2 separate regions of the Homo sapiens genome follow, and region 1 is linked to region 2. Evidence: read pairs that join two places in POLR2A ChIA-PET (ENCODE). Cell type or tissue: A673. All regions are shown on one strand. Links, peaks and the distances in the headings refer to the core of each region. The heading gives the core; the rest is flanking DNA.

Evidence for each region. Peaks named below come from ENCODE experiments on the same cell type or tissue, not always from the same donor. Only the 100,000 strongest peaks of a DNase experiment are listed, where the experiment ranks them.
Region 1: POLR2A ChIA-PET joins it to region 2 with 5 read pairs; 3 of 35 experiments call an interaction of 5 or more read pairs at or near these places.

The regions. Positions count from the first base shown.
Region 1 is chr17:60,171,301-60,176,683 of GRCh38, forward strand. It overlaps a transcript of CA4 not described here and the pseudogene FAM106DP. Among named protein-coding and RNA genes, the nearest start is that of CA4, 24 kb to the left of the region's middle. In A673, for the core only: a CTCF peak has its summit at 3,617 (motif pointing left); a DNase peak (open chromatin) is centred at 2,181.
Region 2 is chr17:60,108,010-60,113,392 of GRCh38, forward strand. No RefSeq gene overlaps it. Among named protein-coding and RNA genes, the nearest start is that of HEATR6-DT, 31 kb to the left of the region's middle. RefSeq lists an enhancer at 5,106-5,383. In A673, for the core only: a CTCF peak has its summit at 390; no DNase peak of the experiment used is centred there.

The DNA.
Region 1 (5,383 bases), core at 299-5,298, 63 kb after region 2:
CAAACAAGGATTGGCAGCAGTAACTTTCTCCAGCTGGCACAACAATGAAAGGCCACAGGCCCTGGGGCTGCTCCCTATGGATGTCCAGGGAACAGAGGCCAGGCAGCAGGCTGACTGCTCCGGGCACTCCCTGTGGCTTCTTCACTCTAGCTGGCTACCCAGTATACTGAGTAGCAAAATGGCCTTTGAAAAGGCCCACCCTGTGGCCATGATTTCTAGCAGACCAAATGAGAGTGTTCTCCTGGGAGCACTGTCAACTCCTCTTGCTGGAGACAATTCTCTGGGAGCTCCTCAGACCCTACTGGAGCACTGTGTGCTTGGCTTTCTGAATGCTTAGAGGTGACAGGTGCTTTAGCAGACATCCAATCCACAGCGGTTGCCCAGGCAGCACTACACCCCCCACTGTCACTTCAACCGGAGTAACTCCAACCTCATCTGCTTTAGCTATGGGTCCTTCAGGTAAATGTGGCTGGAATGGCTGGAAGAAAGGGTCGGGTCTCAATGTTGTTTCAAAATAAAAGCTGAAGACAACTGACCTAATGCAACTCGCTCAATATTCACAGGGGGAACCGAGGCGCGGACAAGGCAAGTGACCCCCAAGGTCATACAATTCTGCCAAGTGCTGAGCAAACACTGCGGACTGGACTTCTGGTCTACTGCTTTCCATGGCATCAGCTAAGATGACTGCTCTGAACCTGGGGCTGCGGCAGCCTCTGATGATGGCCGTAGGTATCTCCTACTCCATTCTGGAGGCTCCCTGCTGATCCCTAATGTGGAAGTCCCCCTCTTCCTCCCCAGTTTGTAATCCCAGTGGGCACTGAGGTTTGGCCATCAGCAGCAGAGGATCCTGCTACAGATAACTGAAGGGTGGTACTGAAAAAACCATCAGATCAGCAGAGAAGCCCCGTCCCCTTATCCCCAAGGTCCTTGGACAACTCCTCCAACCAGGCACATTTTTCCTTCCTGGGCTGCACTCAGCTGTGACTGGGCTCCTCTCTCTGGCATGCCTCCTCCCTGTCCAGAGCTCTTCTAGGTTTTCCCCCTTCTGCCTCCTTTTTTCTTCCTCCTCCACTTCCTTCAGTCTTCTTGGGGCATTTCAAGCCTAGCACCCATCTGTGAGTTCCTCTTGGGCTTGTTGGTAAGGTCTAAAGTTTGTTATCAAGAGAAATTCCAGCCAAAGTGGATTGTGAATATGAAAAAGAGAGAAATTACAGCAAACAGAACTTATGTTTATAATAAAATGGTCTAAAATAGATACATATGTGCCGTGTGGTGGCTCACACCTGTATTCCCAGCACTTTGGGAGGCTGAGGCGGGTGGATCACCTGAGGTCAGGAATTCGAGACCAGCCTGGCCAACATGGTGAAAACCCGTCTCTACTGAAAATACAAAAATTAGCCAGGTGTGGTGGCGTGCGGCTGCAATCCCAACTACTTGGCAGGCTGAGGCAGGAGAATCACTTGAATCCGGGAGGTGGAGGTTTCAGTGAGCCGAGATAGTGCCACTTCACTCCAGCCTGGGCGACAAGAGTGAAACTCCGTCTCAAAAAAAAACTAAAATAGGCCGGGCACAGTGGCTCACGCCTGTAATCCCAGCACTTTGGGAGGCCGAGGTGGGTGGATCACCTGAGGCTGGGAGTTCAAGACGAGCCTGACCAACATGGAGAAACCCCATCTCTACTAAAAATACAAAATTAGCTGGGTGTGGTGGCTCATGCCTGTAATCCCAGCTACTCAGGAGGCTGAGGCAGGAGAATTGCTTGAACCTGAGAGGCGGAGGTTGTAGTGAGCTGGGATCGCTCCATTGCACTCCAGCCTGGGCAACAAGAGCGAAACTCCGTCTCAAAAACAAACAAACAAACAAACAAAAAAACTAAAATAAATAAATACATAAATAAAATGGATATGTATTTATACAAACCATAGAAAAATGTTTGGCAACTATCCCAAGATACCTGACAATGTGAAATACTTTTATTACAACTGGCCTGACCTTCAAAGGCCTTCACAGCTCCTGCCTTCCTGTTACAGTCTACTATGTTCCTCATGCACCTTCCACTCAGCACAAACAGGCTGCACTGCCTCTGAAACGCATCACTTGAATCCTGCCTCTGCTCCTTTGTCCATCTGAATCACCCTCTCCACATTTCTGACCCAGTAATCCTAATCTCACTTTATGAGGCAGTTCGCTTCCCTTTTGCATTTCCCTGGGGTACACTGTCAATAGCCTAGTGTCTGATGTCATCAGTCAGCACTTCATCAGAGGCAATTATGTCTACAGAGCTTTTGGCTAATTACTGTCACTCCTTACATGTGTGCATATGCATATCATCTTTCCCTAATGAGACTGGAAATAATGATTCATTCCCTGGAGCAGTGGTTTCCATAAATGACCAACCCACAGACCAGTGCAAACTGGCTGTGAAAGAGCTTCCTCTGAGGAACTTATTAGAATGCAGATTCTTGGACTGCATGGGAGAGGAGGATCTCATAAATCTGGGTGTAATAGGCACAGAACATTAGGTGTAATATGGGCAGGACTCTGGACTCAGCATATCCAACAAGCTGCTGGCTGATTCCGATGATGCCGATGAATTGCCAGGTTGGGAACTGTTGCCCCCAGAGAAACTAGCAGAGAGCTCTGTACGTGGTAGGTGCTCACTCCCCTATTGTTTGGGTGTATGCCTCCTGATAATGAACTTGAACATAACATTATTGTTATATTATGCCTGTATTGTTTCCTTAAGTGAGGGAAGAATGCTTTTGAGTACCTAATAGGTGGCAAGCTCTGTGCCTACTTACATACATGATCTATTCCTTTTAATAACCTTTGGAAATGAAGTGGTATTTTCACTGGGCGTTAGAAATCTGAAAACTTTCGTTTACAGCTGTTGCAACAGCAGAACTAGAATGTGACCTCCGACATAATGGGCTCAAAGTCTATGACCTTTCTGCTCACCAGAGGGCATGAACTGCTGGTTTGTACCTGGCTTGCAGATACCTTCTTTGGGCAGCACAATGTTCAAAGTTAAAAAAATTTACCAACACTTCTAAACTGGATACTTTGTATTAATATCTGGGTTTCTGGCTTCTCTTCATGGGAAAAACAAAACAAAACAAAAGGTTTGGTGAACACTGGGGCCCACATTCCTGCAGGACAACAGTCACATGGAGCCTTTAGATGGGCATGTGCCTAGAACACACTAGAGTCCCCATCGCTCCCCATTCTCTTACATTCTATTCCCAACCAGGTTCTTATAGGCCTGGGTTTGTGACTGCTGCACACTTATCTACTCTCTTGCTTCCCACTGGTCAGGAAGTCTGGCAAACTTAAAAGGCCTCTTTTTGTTGCTCTCTCCTGTATGGATCTCTGATCATAGAGGTGTGTGCATTTCTGTCTTTGTGATTTCAATACTAAGGAAGCCGTTGGTACATTATCAAGAGAAACTGGGATCGCCACTCCCCAACTTACACATTCTGGTGTGTCCCAGTAAAATTCTGTACTCAGCCTCCAAACTAGCTGGGAAAAATGTGGCAAATCATCTACTTGCTCCAATTCAATGGTGTTTAGAAGTAAGAAGTCACTGTGAGCAATGCCACCAAGTGGTGGAGAGACTCCATGCAGACTCACCACCTTCAGCCAGGGAGGCTGGGAGGCCGAAGACCTCTCTCAACGCATAGGGCCATTCAGAAACTAGAAACAAAATGCTTGCCCATCTCCCTAGGCCAGTCCTTCCGAGGCTTTTTGAGACAAGGTCTCACTGTCACCCAGGCTGGAATGCAGTGGCACAATCAAGGCAACCTCAACCTTCTGGGTTCGAGCGATCCTCCCACCTCAGCCTCCCGAGTAGCTGGGATGACTACAGGCATGGGCCACCACACCCAGCTGATTTTTTTTTTTTTTTTTTTTAGTAGAAATGAGGTCTCACCATATTGCTCAGACTGGTCTTGAACCAGCCCATTTTTAGCTTTTTAAAAGACAGCCTTGGCCAGCCATGGCAGCTCACACTTGTAATCCCTGCACTTTGGGAAGCTGAGGTGGGCAGATAGCTTAAGCCGAGGAGTTCGAGACCAGCCTGGGCAACATGGTGAAACCCCATCTCTACAAAAAATACAAAAATTAGCTGGGTGTGGTGGCGCACATCTGTGGTCCCAGCTACTGGGGAGGCTGAGGTGGGAGGATTGCTTGAGCCTGGGAGGTTGAGGCTGCAGTGAGCCATGATTACCTCACTGCATTCCAGCCTGGGCAACAGAGACCCTGTCTCTATTTAAAAAAAAAAAAAAGTGTGAACCTAGGAGTTGGAGTTTGCAGTGAGCCGAGATTGCGCCACTGCACTCCAGCCTGGGCGACAGAGTGAAACTCCGTCTCAAAAAAAAAAAAAAAAAAAGGAAACCTAAAAACAGACTGGCACTTAAAAGAGTTGTGCTTCATTTTTTGACTTTCTGTATTAATTTTCTGTTTGTTCCTTTCCTTAAACAAGCTGCCACTGCTGCTGATTGAACATGTTTCATTTTATACATTTTTTTTTTTTTTTTGAGACGGAGTTTCGCTCGTTTCCCAGGCTGGAGTGCAATGGCGTGATCTCAGCTCACTGCAGCCTCTGCCTCCCGGGTTCAAGCAATTCTCCTGCCTCAGCCTCCCAAGTAGCTGGGATTACAGGCATGTACCACCACGCCCGGCTAATTTTGTATTTTTAGTAGAGACGGGGTTTCTCCATGTTGGTCAGGCTGGTCTTGAACTCTCAACCTTAGGTGATCCACCTGCTTTGGCCTTCCAAAGTGCTGGGATTACAGGCGTGAGCCACTGCGCCTGGTCCATTTTATGCATTTTTAATGTGTATTCTCGTTTTTGGAAAATGTGAACAGAGGACTATTAAACTCTTTTAGCATCAGAATAGCAAGGAGGTAAAAAAACAAACAACAAAACAAACAAAAAAAACCCTCTTTGTAAAATAGGATTGAGTATCGTTGGATTGAGCACTTACCAAGCAACTGTGCCAGGCATTTGTGTCCTTCATTTAATTCTTACAAGCCTGAGTGTTCGGTATTTTAATTTTATAGGTGAACAAATAGAAGCTGAGGGTGAAGGACCTACAGCTGTCACCTTCATCTCTTCTCAACACTGCCAACTGTCTCCTTGGATCTCCCAGACAGACGACTAGGGACATCTCTGGTTTCTCGGTGCTCCCTAGAAACCTAGGGTCATTTCAAGGCATTATGCAAATGAGCTTTCCTTCTCTTCACCTCATCTCCTGATCTGCACAAAAATGACCGTAGGACCCACTGTAGGTACCAATGTAGGCACCAATCCTCAGTTTACCACCTGCTCTCTACTTGCTTCCCTGCCATAACTTTCTAAAAGGGATGTGAGCCATGTTTAAAGT
Region 2 (5,383 bases), core at 217-5,216:
GACATATCCAGGAAAGCCGCTGTGGCCAGCCTGAGCGTAAGAGAGACTGCGACTCCCTGCCCAGTGGAAATACACTATACTGCAAGATGCCAAAATGAGCCACTTGAATCCTTTTTTTCGGGAAGTCAAAAGTACGGTGAGGCATGAGAAGAAGGATCTCCAGCTCCAAGTTGTTCTCCCTCTTGTGGCTGAACACACTGTTACCATATGCTTATGAAACCATTTGCATATGGTACAAGCCCATGTGGGAGAAATGAGAGCTCTGACAACTTCTACCTGTCTTCTGTCCTCTCCTGACAATGCATCTCCATCACTAATAGTGGCCTCTGGGTTTTACTTTCTTCTGTGCACAAAGAAAACAACTGGTGGCACCTGTACATAGAGAATTCCAGAGGCAGGAAACTCTCCTTACTTTTGGACAGTGCACAGCAAAGAGAATGTAGTTGGAAGTTCAGCCAACCTGGATTGCAAGCCACCTGGAGCAACATGGCCTTACATGAGTCACATGACTGCTGGGAGCAACTCTCTAAAAGAGAGTGGTGAAGAAACCTAGGTCATCAGAAGGTTAAATAGAATAACGTGTGTGACTGGGCAGAGCACACAGAAGGCACCAAATATGTGTTTTTTAGATTCTTTCCCAAATCTAGGAGGTGGAACTTAGCAATAAAATGCCTTAAAACCTAAAAAAAAGTTATAAAAGTGCATTCAAGGTCATGGAAAAATATACATTAGGTATAAAAAGGAAGGTTGTAAATGTATGTAAGATGTAACATAATAACTAGTTTGCACACACCCTTACAAAATAAAAGTTCTATAAGGATATGCACCAACCGATTTACTATGGCTAACTCTTCTAGGTTCTAGGCGCTCCGACAGGTTTCTGTTGCATTTCCCAGTGACCATGACCCCTAATCCCCTAAGCCCCTAAGCCTCCCTCTTTTCTGCTCACAGAGAACTGATGAGAGGAGAGACTCAGCTCAAAAGTGTTAAGTGAATGAAGTCATTTCTTAAAATATTGGGTTTATAGTTTCCTTTTTTTAAAAATAAAACAAACGATATAGTTTATAAGCTTTTTGCTAGAAAAATAATAAAATCTTATTTAAAAACATATACTGTTAACATTAATGAGATATTTTCCCACTTAAAATCTCATTTGATACTCCCATCAAATAAGATTTATTCTTTAGGATTTGAGTAATTCTGGGAATAAAGCCTTAATAAATCAGGAAGGACAACATAGTCATTAAGTGCCTGGGCACTGCAGACCCTGGTTTCCAAACCAGCTACTTTCTGTCTGACTTCTGCCAAGTTACTTTGCCTCTCTGAGCCAAAGTCTTCTCATGTATGAAACAGAATCATTACAGTTCTCCCCTCAGGATGTCATGAGGAGTCAAGGTCTAGGAGCAGTACCTAGCACAGCACAAGCACGATGTAAGTATTTGCTAAGTGAATGAATAAAAATATGATGATCTTTTATTATGCTGCCTGATTTGGTAATATGTGTTAGTAAATGTTTGTAACTAATTTTATCATCTCACTCTTAGGAATTTTAAAAAATCACTTCTAGAGGTGTACAAAAACACTTGCATATGATCCTGTTCATTTCAGCATTCTATGCAAGAACAAAAAATTGCAAACAATTAAAGTGTTCACTAAAGGAATGTTGGTTAAATAGATTACAGTAAATTCACTTAATGAAGTATGACATAGTCCTTTAAAAGCATGAAGTAGGTAGATTTATAGGTTGATGATAGAAGTATCTATTCACAATTATTATTAAATGAAAAAATATGTAATAAAATGTTAGGTATAATATACTTTATATAGCATTAACACAGTATCTGTGAATATTTTCAAATACAGTCCACAGTGGATATTTCTCTCATGCTACACAGACAGATCAGGGTCAGGATCTTGGCTCTGCCCCTTATTAACTGTAGAACTCTGGGAAATTCATTGAGCCCCTTGGAGCCTGTTTCTACATGTATAAAGTGGTGATAATATCAATTATTCTGCAGAGTTGTTTTAGGTTTTCTTTTCTTTTCTTTGTTTTGTTTTGCCTTTTTTTTTTAGATGGAGTGTAGCTCTGTTGCCCAGGATGGAGTGCAGTGGTGCGATCTCAGCTCACTGCAACCTCTGCCTCCTGAGTTGAAGCCATTATCATTCCTCAGCCTCCCGGGTAGCTGGGATTACAGGCATACGCCACCACACCCAGCTAATTTTTGTATTTTTGGTAGAGATGGAGTTTCACCATGTTGGCCAGGCTGGTCTCGAACTCCTGGGCTCAAGTGATCCACCCACCTTAGCCTCCCAAAATGCTGGGATTACAGGCATGAGCCACTGTGCCCGACCCTATTTCAGGTTTAAATGCCATAATCTCCATGAAAATCCCTAGCAAGCAGCAGGTACTCAGGGTGGTGTTTGTTCCCACAGTGACTGTATGTATCTGGGGGACAACACGGGTAATGCATGAGATTCACAAGTCCATATGTAACCCACACATTGTCTGTAAAATTAATAAGTGATGTGTTACTCTTTTCAAATATAAGTAGAGACTGCTGTAAATAACACAAACTCCTATTAAGTGACATTACTGAATCCATTAGGCGTGTAGGCAGATACTTTATTACTACAAATTTAGCTATCTTATGAGTAATTCAATGTTTCTGATGTTTTAAAAGGGCCCTCATGAGGCAATTTGAAAATATGTCTCTAAAGCCTTAATATTAGGCAGGACCCTGGGCATTGAATAAAGACTTGTTTTGAGGTCCACAGAGAGGAGACACAAGGTCACAAGATGGTCCCATGGCCAGCAAGTGGCAGAGTCCAGATCCAAAGGACGTCTGTCTGACTCCAGACCTCAGGATCTTAACCCCCACACAATAAAACAAAATGTGTAGATGCAGCTAAAGAAGAGCTCAGATGGAAATTTATAGCATTTGATGCTTATTTTAGAAAAGAAGGAAGGCTCGAGTCAACAATCTAAACCTCAGCTTTAACAAACTAAAGAAAAAAAAGGGCAAAATAAACCTAAAACAAGCAGAAGGAAGGAAGTTTTGGTAAGTTAAAGAAGCCACTCTCAAAAGGTTACATATTGTATGAACACATGACATTATGGAAAAGGCAAAGCTACAGGGACAAAAAACATCGGTTGGTGGCCAGGGATTGGGGTGAGGCAAGGATGCCACGACAGGGAGCATGAAGCAGATTTGTGGGAGTGATCAAACTGTTCGGAACCTTGATTGGGGTGGGGCAACAAAACTCATAGGGCAGTATACCCCCAAATAGCCTTTTTATTAAAATGATAATCTCTCACTGTTTGGAATCCTGATTGGGGTGGGGTTACAAAACTCATGGAGCGGTATACTCACAAACAGTCTTTTTATTAAAATAATAATCTCTCTCTCACTCTCTCTCTCTCTCTCTCTCTCTCGATCTCTCACACATACACACATGCACGCACACAATGTTTCTCACCATGCAGGCTGTGTCTGTTCACCACTGCCAACGGTATGCCAGGTATAATAAGACTAAATATGTTTTTTTGTTGAATTAAAGCCATTCATTCAAAATGAATCACTGGTACCCAAAAGATGGGGTCTAACTTATGTTTAATTATAATGGGAATAAGTAGCACTTATTGACTGCTTTTTAATTTGCCAAGTACTGCCAAAGATTGAGATGCATTATTCAAATGCATTTATAACTCTTAGATCATTCGGTTCTTTATAATGGCATATTTCGTAGCCATTTCTATTTCTTGAAATTTCAAGTCTTTTTGGTTTTTTTGATTCTTTTGGCAAACTTTCTTAAAAGTACAAGAGCCCAAGTTGCACAGGTAAATAATAGCAATGTAGCGGAATGACCACCAGATGGAGACAGAGAACACAAAGTTATTCAGACGCAAGGTTTTTGCCAGAGTTGTTTCCCAGGCTCAGGAGGCACAACACCTGGATATGAGGTTGCTCCCATTAGGACGCTGGTTCTCAAACCTGGCTGCTCATTAAAATCACCTGGGGACATTTACACTACTGATGAACAGCCCCCTTCACCCCACCCCTGAGTTTTGTGGTCTGGAGTACGGTCTTGCCACTGAGAGTTTTAAAAGCTGCACAAGTGATTCTAGTTGCAGACAAGTTTGAGAACCACTACTTTCAAACATGCAACAGTGGAGGGTCTCGAGCTGGTGTGTTTCAGAATCATCTGGGGAATTCGTGAAAAACAGAGACTCAGGCTGTTGTAGCCTTCATTCTTTTGAGAAGCAGTGTATTCTGAAATGATGACATGCTAAACTTAACAATAGTTAAAAAAAATAATCAGTACTGAATCTGATACAAGGCCAGGTGTGGTGGCTCACACCTGTAATCCCAGCACTTCGGGAGGCCAAGGTGGGAGGATCGCTTGAAGCCAGGAGTTCAAGACCAGCCTGGTCAACATAGCAAGATCCCATCTCCACAAAAGAAAAATTAAAAAATTAGCTGGGCATGGTGGCACATGCCTGTAGTCCCAGCTACTCGGAAGGTTGAGATGGGAGGATGGCTTGAGTCCAGCAGGTCAAGGCTGCAGTGAGCTGAGATTATGCCACTGCACCGAGCGTGGGTGACAGAGTGAGACCCTGTCTCAATAAACAGATAAATCAGATACAGTCTCATACTAGATTCTTTTCCAAACTGGGACAGCGGGTTTCCTCTCCAGAGAAGTATAGGCCACACATGCTGGCAGGTGCTGGAAGAGTTTCTAAAGCCATGTTTGGTTGTTCCATTTTGGGGTGTTAAGAAAAAGGCCACTCAGCCCGGTGGATTCCCAGCCTTCATGTAGTCTACTCCCCAAATTTGTTTTCACTCTCTTTTATCAAAGTGTTTAAATTATTTTATTTATTTTAATTTTTAATCTGATTTTTTTTTTTTTTTTTTTTTGTAGAGATGGGGGACTCGCTATGTTGCCCAGGCTTGTCTCAAACTCCTGGTCTCAAGCCATCCTCCTGCTTTAGCCTCCCAAATTGCTGGGATGACAGGTGTGAGGCACTGTGCCCAGACTAAATTATTGTAATATTACAGCTATTATGGATTCGGTTTCTAAATAACATTTGTTGTTTTTCCATATCATAAAAGTAATGAATCTCCATTGTGGAACATTTGGAAAAAACAAAACAAGACACACATGTAAGAAAAAATGACCTATTCTCCTGCCACATGGAGATAATCACAGTTATTTTGATATGTTTCATTATAGATTTTTTCATGATATGTGTACGTATGTATGGGTATACACTCTTAAGTGTGTGCTTACACGTGCTCCAAATGTGTGTGTGTGCACATGTGCACAATCCAATCTACATCGTGGGGAATCTACAAAGTTGTGGTCACAGTGTAGAGCCAGCCCC